Linked DNA regions of Homo sapiens: all the other regions are linked to region 4. Evidence: chromatin contacts called from ENCODE Hi-C or POLR2A ChIA-PET data. All regions are on one chromosome and are shown on one strand. Each heading gives the region's core, a stretch centred on a gene start or an enhancer-like site at or near the end of the contact. The rest is flanking DNA. Distances are from core to core; before and after follow the strand shown.

The links. A loop is a pair of places that touch in the nucleus more often than their neighbours do. ChIA-PET counts read pairs that join two places held with the same protein, here RNA polymerase II (POLR2A). Pooled maps may share reads with other maps.
Region 1: a loop to region 4 is called in a pooled map, with 5 times the contacts of the local background. The contact joins the promoter of BTAF1 here to the promoter of CCSER2 in region 4. A Hi-C loop is called at or near these places in 6 of 50 pooled maps.
Region 2: a map of naive thymus-derived CD4-positive, alpha-beta T cell shows a loop between it and region 4 (18-fold over the local background). The contact joins the promoter of TNKS2 here to the promoter of CCSER2 in region 4. A Hi-C loop is called at or near these places in 1 of 168 maps with a recorded cell type or tissue (naive thymus-derived CD4-positive, alpha-beta T cell), 1 of 37 single-sample maps with no recorded cell type and 9 of 50 pooled maps.
Region 3: a loop to region 4 is called in a map of CD8-positive, alpha-beta T cell, with 15 times the contacts of the local background. The contact joins the promoter of POLR3A here to the promoter of CCSER2 in region 4. A Hi-C loop is called at or near these places in 1 of 168 maps with a recorded cell type or tissue (CD8-positive, alpha-beta T cell) and 8 of 50 pooled maps. POLR2A ChIA-PET finds 5 or more read pairs at or near these places in 1 of 52 experiments (K562).

The regions. Positions count from the first base shown.
Region 1 is chr10:91,922,344-91,925,043 of GRCh38, forward strand. BTAF1 (B-TFIID TATA-box binding protein associated factor 1) reads left to right here and starts at 1,427. Exons shown (of 38, transcript NM_003972.3): 1 at 1,427-1,747. The coding sequence starts at 1,734. RefSeq lists enhancers at 169-702, 1,050-1,159, 1,770-1,969 and a silencer at 1,410-1,709.
Region 2 is chr10:91,797,060-91,799,759 of GRCh38, forward strand. TNKS2 (tankyrase 2) reads left to right here and starts at 1,367. Exons shown (of 27, transcript NM_025235.4): 1 at 1,367-1,830. The coding sequence starts at 1,632. It overlaps TNKS2-DT (TNKS2 divergent transcript), which reads right to left and starts at 1,232. Exons shown (of 2, transcript NR_108071.1): 1 at 1,178-1,232. RefSeq lists an enhancer at 1,076-1,245 and a silencer at 1,326-1,735.
Region 3 is chr10:78,028,168-78,030,867 of GRCh38, forward strand. POLR3A (RNA polymerase III subunit A) reads right to left here and starts at 1,348. Exons shown (of 31, transcript NM_007055.4): 1 at 1,197-1,348. The coding sequence starts at 1,240. RefSeq lists an enhancer at 1,268-1,517.
Region 4 is chr10:84,327,140-84,329,839 of GRCh38, forward strand. It overlaps CCSER2 (coiled-coil serine rich protein 2), which reads left to right and starts at 1,450. Exons shown (of 10, transcript NM_001284240.2): 1 at 1,450-1,669. RefSeq lists a silencer at 1,214-1,943 and an enhancer at 1,994-2,343.

The sequences.
Region 1 (2,700 bases), core at 177-2,676, 7.6 Mb after region 4:
ACAAACATTTGTTGAATGACTGGACAATAAATATTATTACTAGCTTGAATCTTGAGGCAAATTACTTAACCTTTCTGAGCTTAGTTTCCTTGTCTACGAAGATTAAAACTAACTTTTCAAGGCTTCCCTACAAATTATATGGATAATGCATGTCATGTGCCCAGCACACAGCAGGTACTTGTTAGTTTCTTTCTCTTTACATACATATATACTACTTTATGGTTTACAAAGTTCTTGTAAGCTCTTCTAGATTCATGACCTCATTTTATTCCCACAATCTTCTGCAGTACTTCTCATTAGCCTCATTTTACAGATGAAAAACAGACTCAAGGATTGAGACATAGCCTCTTCAGGTAATGAGAAGCCAATGGACATGCTTTATAAGCATAGGAGCGACATGATAAAAAGCAGTGAGGTTTTTTGAAGATTAATCTGTTGGCCTATAAAATGGGCTGAACTGAAAATTGGAGAAATATTATTTTGACTACTAGCATAAAAATCAAGTTTAAGGGCCGGGCGCAGTGGCTCACACCTGTAATCCCAGCACTTTGGGAGGCCGAGGCGGGCAGATCACTTGAGGCCAGGAGCAGGAGACAAGCCTGGCCTACATGGCGAAACCCCGTCTCTACTAAAAAATACAAAAAATTGGCCCGGCGTGGGGCTCGTGTGCCTCCCAGCTACTCGGGAGGTTGAGGCACATTTAGAATCGCTTGAACCCGGTAAGCGCAGGTTGGCAGTGAGCCGAGATCGCGCCACTGCACTCCAGCCTGGGCGACAGAGCGAAACTCGGTCAAAAAAAAAAAATCAAGTGTAAGATGATAAGGGCCTGGCAGAAGTGTTTAAAAGCCTAATGAACTTAAAAATATTGAAAAGCCAGATAAGTCCCCCAAAGGAACAAAAATTTAAAAATGGTAGTTTTCAAATCTGGCTGGCTGAGAAAATGATGGTACAAACAACATAAACAATTGAGAAATCAAACTTGGCAAAATCGTTGGTCAGAAGACCTTCTCTCCAATACCTAGGCAGAACTTCTGGCAAATAATGACAAACATCTGAGCCATTTCTTCAGTGTCATAGCGACTTTTTGCTTTCACTCCTCCCACTGGCTTCACCACCTGGACAAGAGCATGTTAAGGTCCTTCTGATCTTGCTTCCTAGATGCAGTACGGTGGGAAGCAGAATCTGGGTAGTGTGGAATTAGAAACCAAGCTTTCGAAGTTCCAGGACTTGGACTAAATCGCCTTTTTCCTTCTCTGTCAAATAAGGGGACCCTTACTTCACCTCCTTCCCTAGTTTTAAGACTAGACACCCTCTCCACATCAGCACAAAGCGCTTTTATTTAGGCGCGTGCCGCCAAACCAAAGGCGCTCGCGCCGAGCTAAGCTCCTGTCGGTGAGCTTACGTCACTTCCGGCGCGCTGACGCTCAGTTGTGCGTGCCGACGCCCGCGTCAGCAAAGAGCGGAGCTGAGGGTACCCGGTTTGAAGTCGTGCGGGTCGGAGGACTGCCGCCTCCGCTACCGTCTTGGACCCCTGCTTACCGGCCGCCGCGGGGACGAGCTCGGGTAGGCGGCAGGGCAGATGCCCGAGGGCCTGCGCTGGAACGCCCCACGCCGCACCGGCCGCTCCCCTGTGCTCCGCGGCCTGGGCCTGCGCCGCTCAGCTCTCTGGAAACTAGCGCCTCAGCTGCGCGGCGCGTAGGTCGCGGGGAGCTCCGAACCGCCGGCGCCCGGCCATGGCGGTCTCCAGGTGGGTCTTGCTCCTGACGAGCAAACTGGAAGGCGATTCAGGGAAGGCATGGTCTCCTCTTAGAGCCCCCACTCCTAGAGAAGAGCGGTTCTCATTGTCACTGGGCTCTGGAGCTTTCTTCAGTAGACTTCGGAGTTCGCCCCGTGGTCGGCGGGGGTTTGGGCTCGGGTTACTCCTGGGTAAATCGGTTCAATAATGCCTTTTTCTTGTTAATAGACCCCTTGGCACGTTAGAGCTGTTTTTTCTCTTTCCTCACCATGTTTCTGTTCTCTGGTTTCTCTTCCCTCTTTCGATTCTAGGGGAGTCTCTTATCTTTCTCAGTATTCTAAGGCTGGTCCCTAACCTCCATTTCATGGGAAAACTTGGTAGTTACTGTCGATGGAGGGGAAACCTGAATTACTATTATCTAAGAGACCGTCTAATTATGTTACCAGTTTTAATTTACGTTTTTAGGGGTATGTTCTTTCCTGAGATGTTTTTTAAAATTAAGTATAATTTCTCCTTTTGTTTGGCAGTAAACATTCCAACGTCAGCGTTGTAACCTTAAGCCAATTATCGTATTAGCATCATTTTCCGTAACTAAGGCGTGGAAGATAAATCACAGATCTTATATTCTTTTGAAATATTGCCTGTCAACAGGAAAGCCCAGGAAAACTATAGAAAAACTAACGACATTTATTTGTATAGCTATAGGAGAAACATTACTTTTTCCTCCGGTATGATAGAATGGTTGGAAAGCTTTTGTAAGCGGAATTTGGTGACCCTCTGTACATGTAATTAAGGGATAGTTCCTCTGTGATAGTGATCGGATGGATTCACCAAGTTCCTTAGAGTTGATATGGTAACTTTTAATGAGAATTGGATTCTTTTACCATATAGACTGAAGGAATAAATGATGAAAACAAATAGTTTTCATTTTTTTATAATTAACTGAACACATTCTTTGAGCGTAT
Region 2 (2,700 bases), core at 117-2,616, 7.5 Mb after region 4:
TTGCAGAGTTCTTAATTGGCCTAATTTCAATATTATTGTGTTTAAGGGAACAGATAGGCCCCAGGAGAGGGAGAGAGATGGCAGAGTAGCCTGTCAGTGGGGCAGTCAGAACATACACATTTATTGATTGATTGCTGTCTTCTATGGGTGTGGTTTGTGGTGCCTCAAAACAATTACAACAGTGATTTCAACTTATCACTGATCATAGATCACCATAGCAGATTTATGGGAAGAAAAATGATAAACGCAATCATATTGGTAGTGTTCTAGTCCTAGGTTCGTTCATGCATGTTCATGTTATTGATAAGCACCATAACTTCAATTTCATATGTATAAAAATGCTCAAAAAAGTGTACATCCTCTTTTAGCACTGTAGTGAGTCAACATTCCCCAACAAAAACTGGATTTCCTGAAAAACAGGTTAAGGTAGGAGGTTGGGGGGGGGATGCTTTTCAGAATGGCAAAGGTCAACATGTATCATCTTCTGTAAGTAAAATGTATGTATAGGCATACCTTTCTTTCAGTTTAAGACAAGGGGGTGTAGTGGGGAATTATCGTGTAAAACTACACCAGTATCTTAAGCATGAAAATCAATTATATGCTTTTCTTTTGTTTGTTGGTCAAAGAAAAAGATTATAACTCAGAAAACTTTCTTGGAGATGCGTATGCTCAGTGTATCCAAACTTTAGGCATGTCAGGTACAATATTGATTTACAAAAAGTTCCTCTAATCAATCCTGAGCTAATAACTTACTGTGGAAAGAGTAATTGATCAGAGCCATCCCTCCAATTGGAGTCAACTTCCATGACTGTTCGGATTTCCTTTATTTTGGGGGCAGTTCATCCAAACTTCTATTAAACGGCAACTAGTTCACTTTTGAGAAGTGGTTTACAAGAAACAACAACAACAACAACAAAGCAGTTGCGGAGGAAAGAAAAGAGACAAAGTAAAAAAAACGGAAAAGAAATCTCCCAGGAGAAAGGGATGTGGAAGCTGAAAACACGGACAATTTCCACAGTAAGACTTCCAAAAGAATGTGCAAGATCCGAGCAAAACTTTCAAGGGCTCTTTTTCAGTGTAATGGTAGTGAGAAAGTTCAGCCTGGAAAGCCCAGGGCTTAAAACAACAACAACAAAAAACACAATATGCAGGATCGTTCGGCTTCAGCAGAACCCACCGCAAAGATGGCGGTGGGACGAAGCCCCTTCTCCCGCCGCCGAAGCCTCTCGCCTCACATTTCCCACAAACCCTTCGCGCCGCCTCGCTAGCCGAAACCTGCCCAGCCGGTGCCCGGCCACTGCGCACGCGCGGGACGACGTCACGTGCGCTCCCGGGGCTGGACGGAGCTGGCAGGAGGGGCCTTGCCAGCTTCCGCCGCCGCGTCGTTTCAGGACCCGGACGGCGGATTCGCGCTGCCTCCGCCGCCGCGGGGCAGCCGGGGGGCAGGGAGCCCAGCGAGGGGCGCGCGTGGGCGCGGCCATGGGACTGCGCCGGATCCGGTGACAGCAGGGAGCCAAGCGGCCCGGGCCCTGAGCGCGTCTTCTCCGGGGGGCCTCGCCCTCCTGCTCGCGGGGCCGGGGCTCCTGCTCCGGTTGCTGGCGCTGTTGCTGGCTGTGGCGGCGGCCAGGATCATGTCGGGTCGCCGCTGCGCCGGCGGGGGAGCGGCCTGCGCGAGCGCCGCGGCCGAGGCCGTGGAGCCGGCCGCCCGAGAGCTGTTCGAGGCGTGCCGCAACGGGGACGTGGAACGAGTCAAGAGGCTGGTGACGCCTGAGAAGGTGAACAGCCGCGACACGGCGGGCAGGAAATCCACCCCGCTGCACTTCGCCGCAGGTAACCGGGGCCAGCGTCCCCTCGCCTCGCTCCAGACCCCACCTGCGCAGCCGGGGCCCACAGGTCTGAAACCAGTGCTCCTCCGCCTCCCGACCTTTCTCCAGGACTCTGGTCCTGGTGATCTCGCTCTCTTCCAGTGGGGACTAAGGAGATTAGGGGTAGGGTGAGCGTGCCACACTCGCTGGAAGTTTTTTGTTTTGTCTTGGTTTGGTTTTTTTGCCAGGTGTTGGGGGTGGTTTGGGGTTTTGGCTTTGTTTTGTTTTACAGTATCAACAATACCTGTACCAACTTCCGGTCTTGTTACCCTAGAAGGCCTCTACACACAAGAAAGAGTAGGGGACGTAGTTGATAGACCTTATGATTTAAAAGGTCAGTTACCTCCAAAATTTTTCGTTCTTGCAAGTTCCATTTGGGTTAAGGTCTTGAAGGACTTTGTAAAATACAAGGATGTAATTTAGGAGGAGTAGCTTAATAGGACGTTGACACATTAGCGTTAATTGGTTTATCAGAATAGCCAATCATTACCAAGTTTCTGGAGTGACTAGAACGGGAAATAGGCAAGTTTGGGAGAACTGAAACCTGACTTAGGCTGGGTGCGGGAAGCCTTAGACACACACACATACAAGTTGGGCGGAAAGTGGTAGTATAAGAGAAAAGATAGTGCAAGTACTTTAGCTTGAATCTAGAATTTAAGTTGGGACTAACCTTGCTTCATTCTGAAATTTAGATCGTTTGAATTACATTATTTTAATATTTATTAGGTTCACTTTATGATTTAAGCATATTAAATTTAGTCGAAAAATTTAAAAGAGCCATAGATGGGATATTCAGCTTATTCCCATAAAGCATGCATGCTGTTCACTTGTAGGA
Region 3 (2,700 bases), core at 98-2,597, 6.3 Mb before region 4:
GATACTCTCCTGTTGAAAATCCTTCAAAGGTTCCTCACTGCCTACAAGATGACTTCTTAACACAGCTTCAAGTCTTCTGCTTCCTTCTGATCACCTGTGTTCTCTCCCTCAGGTCTGCTCCTTGAAAAAAGCAGTTTGGTCTGCTTTCTTTTGCCTGGACCCATTATGTGCTCTCAAAACCCCCTGGACCTACCCTTGTCATTGCACTTGTCGTACCCAGTGTTGACTTGTGTACCTTCTCCAACTAGATTAGGCAGTAAAAGTTTTATTCAGACCGTATCTTTAACGTCCAACACTGGGAATAACGCGCAGTATCCTCCTCAGTGTCTGCTGTAAGAATGATGAATTCACTTTTTTTTTTGAGACACCGTCTCACTCTGTCACTCAGGGTGGAATGCAGGAGGTTGCCCACTGCAACCTCTGCCTCCCAGGCTCAAGTGATTTTTCGGCCTCAGCCTCCCGAGTAGCTGGGACCACAAGGGCGCGCCACCACGCCTGCTAATTTTTGTATTTTTGATAGAGACGGGGTTTCGCCACGTTGCCCAGGCTAGTCTCAAACTCCTGAGCTCAGGAGATTCACCCGCTTCGGCCTCCTAAAGTGCTGGGATTACAGGAGTAAGCCACCGCGCCCGGCTGGATTCACTTTCTTACCGAGAACTCTAAGAAGGAGCCACCGCCTAATAACGTATTTCTGAAGGCAAAAGTCCGGATAGCAGCTTTATTTCTGACACTGCCATCCGTCGGCCTGTGGTACAGCTTTCTAGTGGGCAACCCCATCCTTTTGGTAAGCAACTACTGCCTCCGTGTCAGACGCTCTGCGGCTGACAGAATTAGAGACAGTCCCCGCCCCAGATTGCTCCCCTCGCTGCAGCAGGGGATAGTTCGCTGAAGAACAGGGATCATTGTATGACTTCAGGAGAATGCGAGCTTTGGCCCAGGGTGCACAAATCATTAAGGCTCAGGCCACTCCGACTTCTCCGCCCAAGTCCAGGGACCTCTCGAGGTGCTGAAATCCCCTCAGCCTGACCAATGCTCTTTGACCAACGCTGGTAGTTCTGGGCGCTGGTCACACCTATGGACTACTGGCCCTCCCCTTCCCATTGCACCCCATCTCTGACCCTGCAAGACCCGGGACCGCTGACCTCGGACCCCTTGCCCTATTTCTCAGCCCTTTGGCCACTCTTACTCCGTCTTACATTTTCTTGGCCACATCCGTCTCCCGGAACTGCTCCTTCACCATGATGACCGCTGCCGGGACGCCTCCTTGGCACTCGGGAGGCCAGATTAGAGAAACGATGCCCCCAGCACCTCCTGGGGCTGCTTCTGGACTCGCCGCTAACACATCTGCGGCATCCTCTCGGCCACCGTAGAGTGTCCCACGTGTCCGCTTCCTCTTCCGCTACTCGCCCGCGCGTCTGTCTGTCAAGAGAGACTTCCGGCATGCCTTTTTTTTTTTTTTTTTTCCCTTTCCCCGCACCGTCACCTGGTGGCGCTTACTGGAAGCCGCACCGAGGCGTGTGCTGTATTTTAAAAATCCCATTTCTGGTCAATTTCTCCACGTAATCAGACACCCGCAGAGAAACTGCATATAACTCTTTGCCTCAAGGCTTTTAGACAAGCAGAGGGCCAAAACTTGCATAAAATGGAAAATCATCATCATTAACATCAGTACCATCTAAATTAAGAGCTTCTAATTGTTTTAAGGGAAGGTGGAAGCTAAAATGAACCGGCCCATCCAACAGAGGGCACTATCTGTGGAGGACCAACAAAGGAAAACAGAGCGGAAAATATGGGCGCACATGTGCCTCCAGTTCATGAAGTTATTTGGAGGGAGGGGGGAAGAATTAAACTTACATTATTGATTACAAAAACAGTTGAAAATCTGTTAGAGTGAAAACAGCCATGGTAATCTACAGAAGAAAAGGGAGAATGGAAAGTAAAGATCATTCATGTCTTGAAATAAGTTGTCTACAGTCTGTGAGAACTTGTGGGAGGTGATCCTAGTGTGATATATTAGTGCATGAGCCTAGCAAGGAAATCACATCACCACAGGGCTTAGCGCTTAGAATTAGAACTAAGTCCTCATTATTTGTGAGAAACTCAAAACAGAACTTAACAAAAGTGTTTAACAACTTTCAATTTTTAAGAAGGGACGCTATCTCATTTTCAGACGCCATGGATCCTCACTAGCAAAACACAATGTCACAGACAAACGAGGCATATCAGGTTTTTCTAACTCATTTCGGTACTCCATCACTTAATCATGAAATAATGTTGACTATATATATATATATATATATATATATATAGTCAACATTATGGGTTTTTTTTGTTTTTTTTTTTTTTTTTTTTTTGAGACGGAGTCTCGCTCTGTCGCCTAGACTGGAGTGCAGTGGCGAAATCTCGGCTCACCGCAACCTCCGCCTCCCGGGTTCAAGCGATTCTCCTGGCTCAGCCTCCCGAGTAGCTGGGACTACAAGCGCCCGCCACCACGCCCAGCTAATTTTTGTATTTTTAGTAGAGACGGGGTTTTACTATGTTGGCCAGGCTGGTCTCGAATCCCTGACCTCGTGATCCGCCCGCCTCAGTCTCCCAAAGTGATAGGATTACAGGTGTGAGCCACCACACCCGGCTCTGATGTTTACAATATTATACCAACAAGGGTTGGATCGTGTGTGACTTATCTAGAGGTTAAGAGCA
Region 4 (2,700 bases), core at 200-2,699:
GGCTAATTTGTTGGTATTTTTAGTAGAGACGGGATTTCACCATATTGGCCAGCCTGGTCTTGAACTCCTGACCTTGTGATCCTCCCACCTTGGCCTCCCAAAGTGCTGGGGTTACAGGCTTGAGCCATCGCCTCCGGCCTGGTGTTTGCTTTTCTAATCTCACTTAATCCAAAGAGAGATTGCACAGCATTTAGACCTAGTCTTTGTCAATATTTTAAGCACACATTATTGTCCAATACATTAAATATCTTAGGGATTGATATTTAAAAGACATTATTTTCTAAATATGAAAGTGTATTATTAAATGAAGTGTGGTTATACAAATCAGGCATTCCGTCTGCTTTTTCCATTTGAGTATCATTGATCTGGAGACAGGAAAGAACTGGATATTTTTCAAGCAGTTCTCCTGAAATGTTATTACAACCGAGCTGTTGGGGCCGACGAGGATTTCAGAGAACTGCAAGTCTACAACCAGGTAAGGGCAACTCCAGAGCTTTAAACAGCCGGCCAGGCCCGGAAGCCTTCCAGGCTGAGGACTCTCAGCAGCAGGACTGGCCGCGTCGAGGAAAAACAAGAGGGGAAGAGATGGCCTCTGGGGGATGGAAGCCCCAAAGGGAAGAAAGACCTGGTTTCTGGCAAAGAAACCACATTGGCCAGGAGCTGTGGCTCACGCCTGTAATCCCAACACTTTGGGAGGCCAAGGTGGGAGGATTGCTTGAGCCCAGGAGTTTGAGACTAGCCTGTAAGACCACTTCCCCCAACTCTAAAAAGAAAAAATAAAAATTAGCCGGGTATTTGGGTCAACTTGTGATAGTTTACTTTGACTAGTGTGGTCTTAGTTGTAATTATTTCGGAGGCTTGGTGATACACGCCTGAGGCGAGAGGATCGCTTAAGCCCAGGAGGCTGCAAGTGAGCTGTGATAGCGCCACCGAACTCCAACCTGGGTGACAGGGCGAGACTCTGTTTCAAAAAAAAAAAAAAAAAGGGAAAACCAGATCAGCACTTGGGGTGCCCCTTCCCCTCAGCTTTAGCAAGATCCTGTGTTTTGATGCGGTAGGCAGGTGCGTGGTTCAGTCATGCCCAATGCTCAGACCACTCCTCACTTTTCACATCCAGGAGGAGGAGCTGTCAGGTTTGACCGCACTCAAGCAGCAAATGTAGTCCAGGGGACGGCTAGAGGTGAGGTCAGCCGCAAGACTGGCGTCACTGCGTGGGCCCAGCAAAAACCTGAGTCAGGAGGCGGCCAGGCAAGGTCAGTGGAGGGGGCGGGGCCCGAAGCGGAGGCGGAGCTTGGGAAAGCCTGGCGTGAGGGCGGGGCGGGGCCAGAGGTGGGCTGAGGCCGGATCAGGCGGTGGGGGCGGTCCCCGTAGCCCCGTGAGGCTCGCGCCTGCGCACGGGCCCGCGGCGGGGCGGGACTGCGCGTGCGCGGTGCGCCGGCCCTGGAGGGCGGAGTCCGGGCGGGCGCCGGCCGAGGGAGGGGGCGCGGCGGCTTTGGAGTCCGGCGCTCCCTCAGGCCGCGGACGCGATGCTGGTTGCTGCGGCTCGGGCGGCGGGGCTGGCGGGGATGTGACGGGCGGCCCTTCGTCTCACCTTCCGTCCTCGGGCCCGCAGGTCGCAGGGCGGCCTGCAGCTGGGCCGCGGCCGAGGAGGCAGCGCGACCTCCGCACGGTGAGATCCGGGCTCAGGGCCAGAGCCGGGGCCGGGGTCGCGGCGGGCGCCGGGGGCAGCCCAAGACCAGGCACGCAGTCCGGGGCGGGGCGGAGGCCCGAACTCCCGGGCTGAGGCGGTGTCGCCCTCCCGTACCCGGCCTCCAGGGTGAGCCTCTCTAGCCCCTCGCGAGCCGCCGGACGCGGGGCGGGCGCGGACCCGGGAGGCCGGAGGGCGCCCTCCCTGCGGCTGTGACAGCGCGGGGCCTCGGGCCGCGGGCGCCGCCGCCTTTCAGGAGAAATCAGGGCGAGGCTGAGGCACTCTGATTTCGGAGCCTGGTTGCGTGTGAGGGTGGATAGGGAAAGTACCGGGGCTCCCCGAATGAGTTCGATTTTTTTTTTCTTTCAATTACTGGGCTAAATGAAAGACACACCCTAAAACACATCCTGAGGTGAAACTTTGGTGGGGCACACCGTTGCCGTAGGTTCAGATCTTCTCTCTTGTCTTTAGACATGTATTTTCATACATTTTTAAATAATGCACCTACTTTCTTGATAAAGTAAAAGGAGGAATGAAGGGACTCCTTTGTGGTGGTCCTTGGTGGCGAAGCTTGTTTCCATTTCAGTAATTGCATATTCATCTGTGTGGGCTCCCCGACCAATGAGGCTGGCTGCTCCCAGACAAGGCCTTAGCGGAGTGGAAATGACTGACGCAGGGACTCTGGTCTCAGATTAGAGTGTTGGTAGCTCACTCCTGTAAGAGAGAAATTGAGCTTTAAGCTTTTTAAAATAGCCATATGAAAAGCATTCCTTTTCTCCTGAGCATTAAAATATGACGGAACCTATTCATTTGGCCAGTTGTTTTTTTTAAAGCATCATCTTTTAGACTAGAGACTTTAGAGATGGCAGCTGCTCTTTAACCAAAAGGAACTTAAGATGCTCTCCTGCAAAAGATGGGTTCAAAACATGTCTTATCCGTCATCCATATGTGATAAAAATGTAAATATTCCTGAGTGTTTGCCTGAAATCAGTCTTCTTCCTCTTGGACTTTAT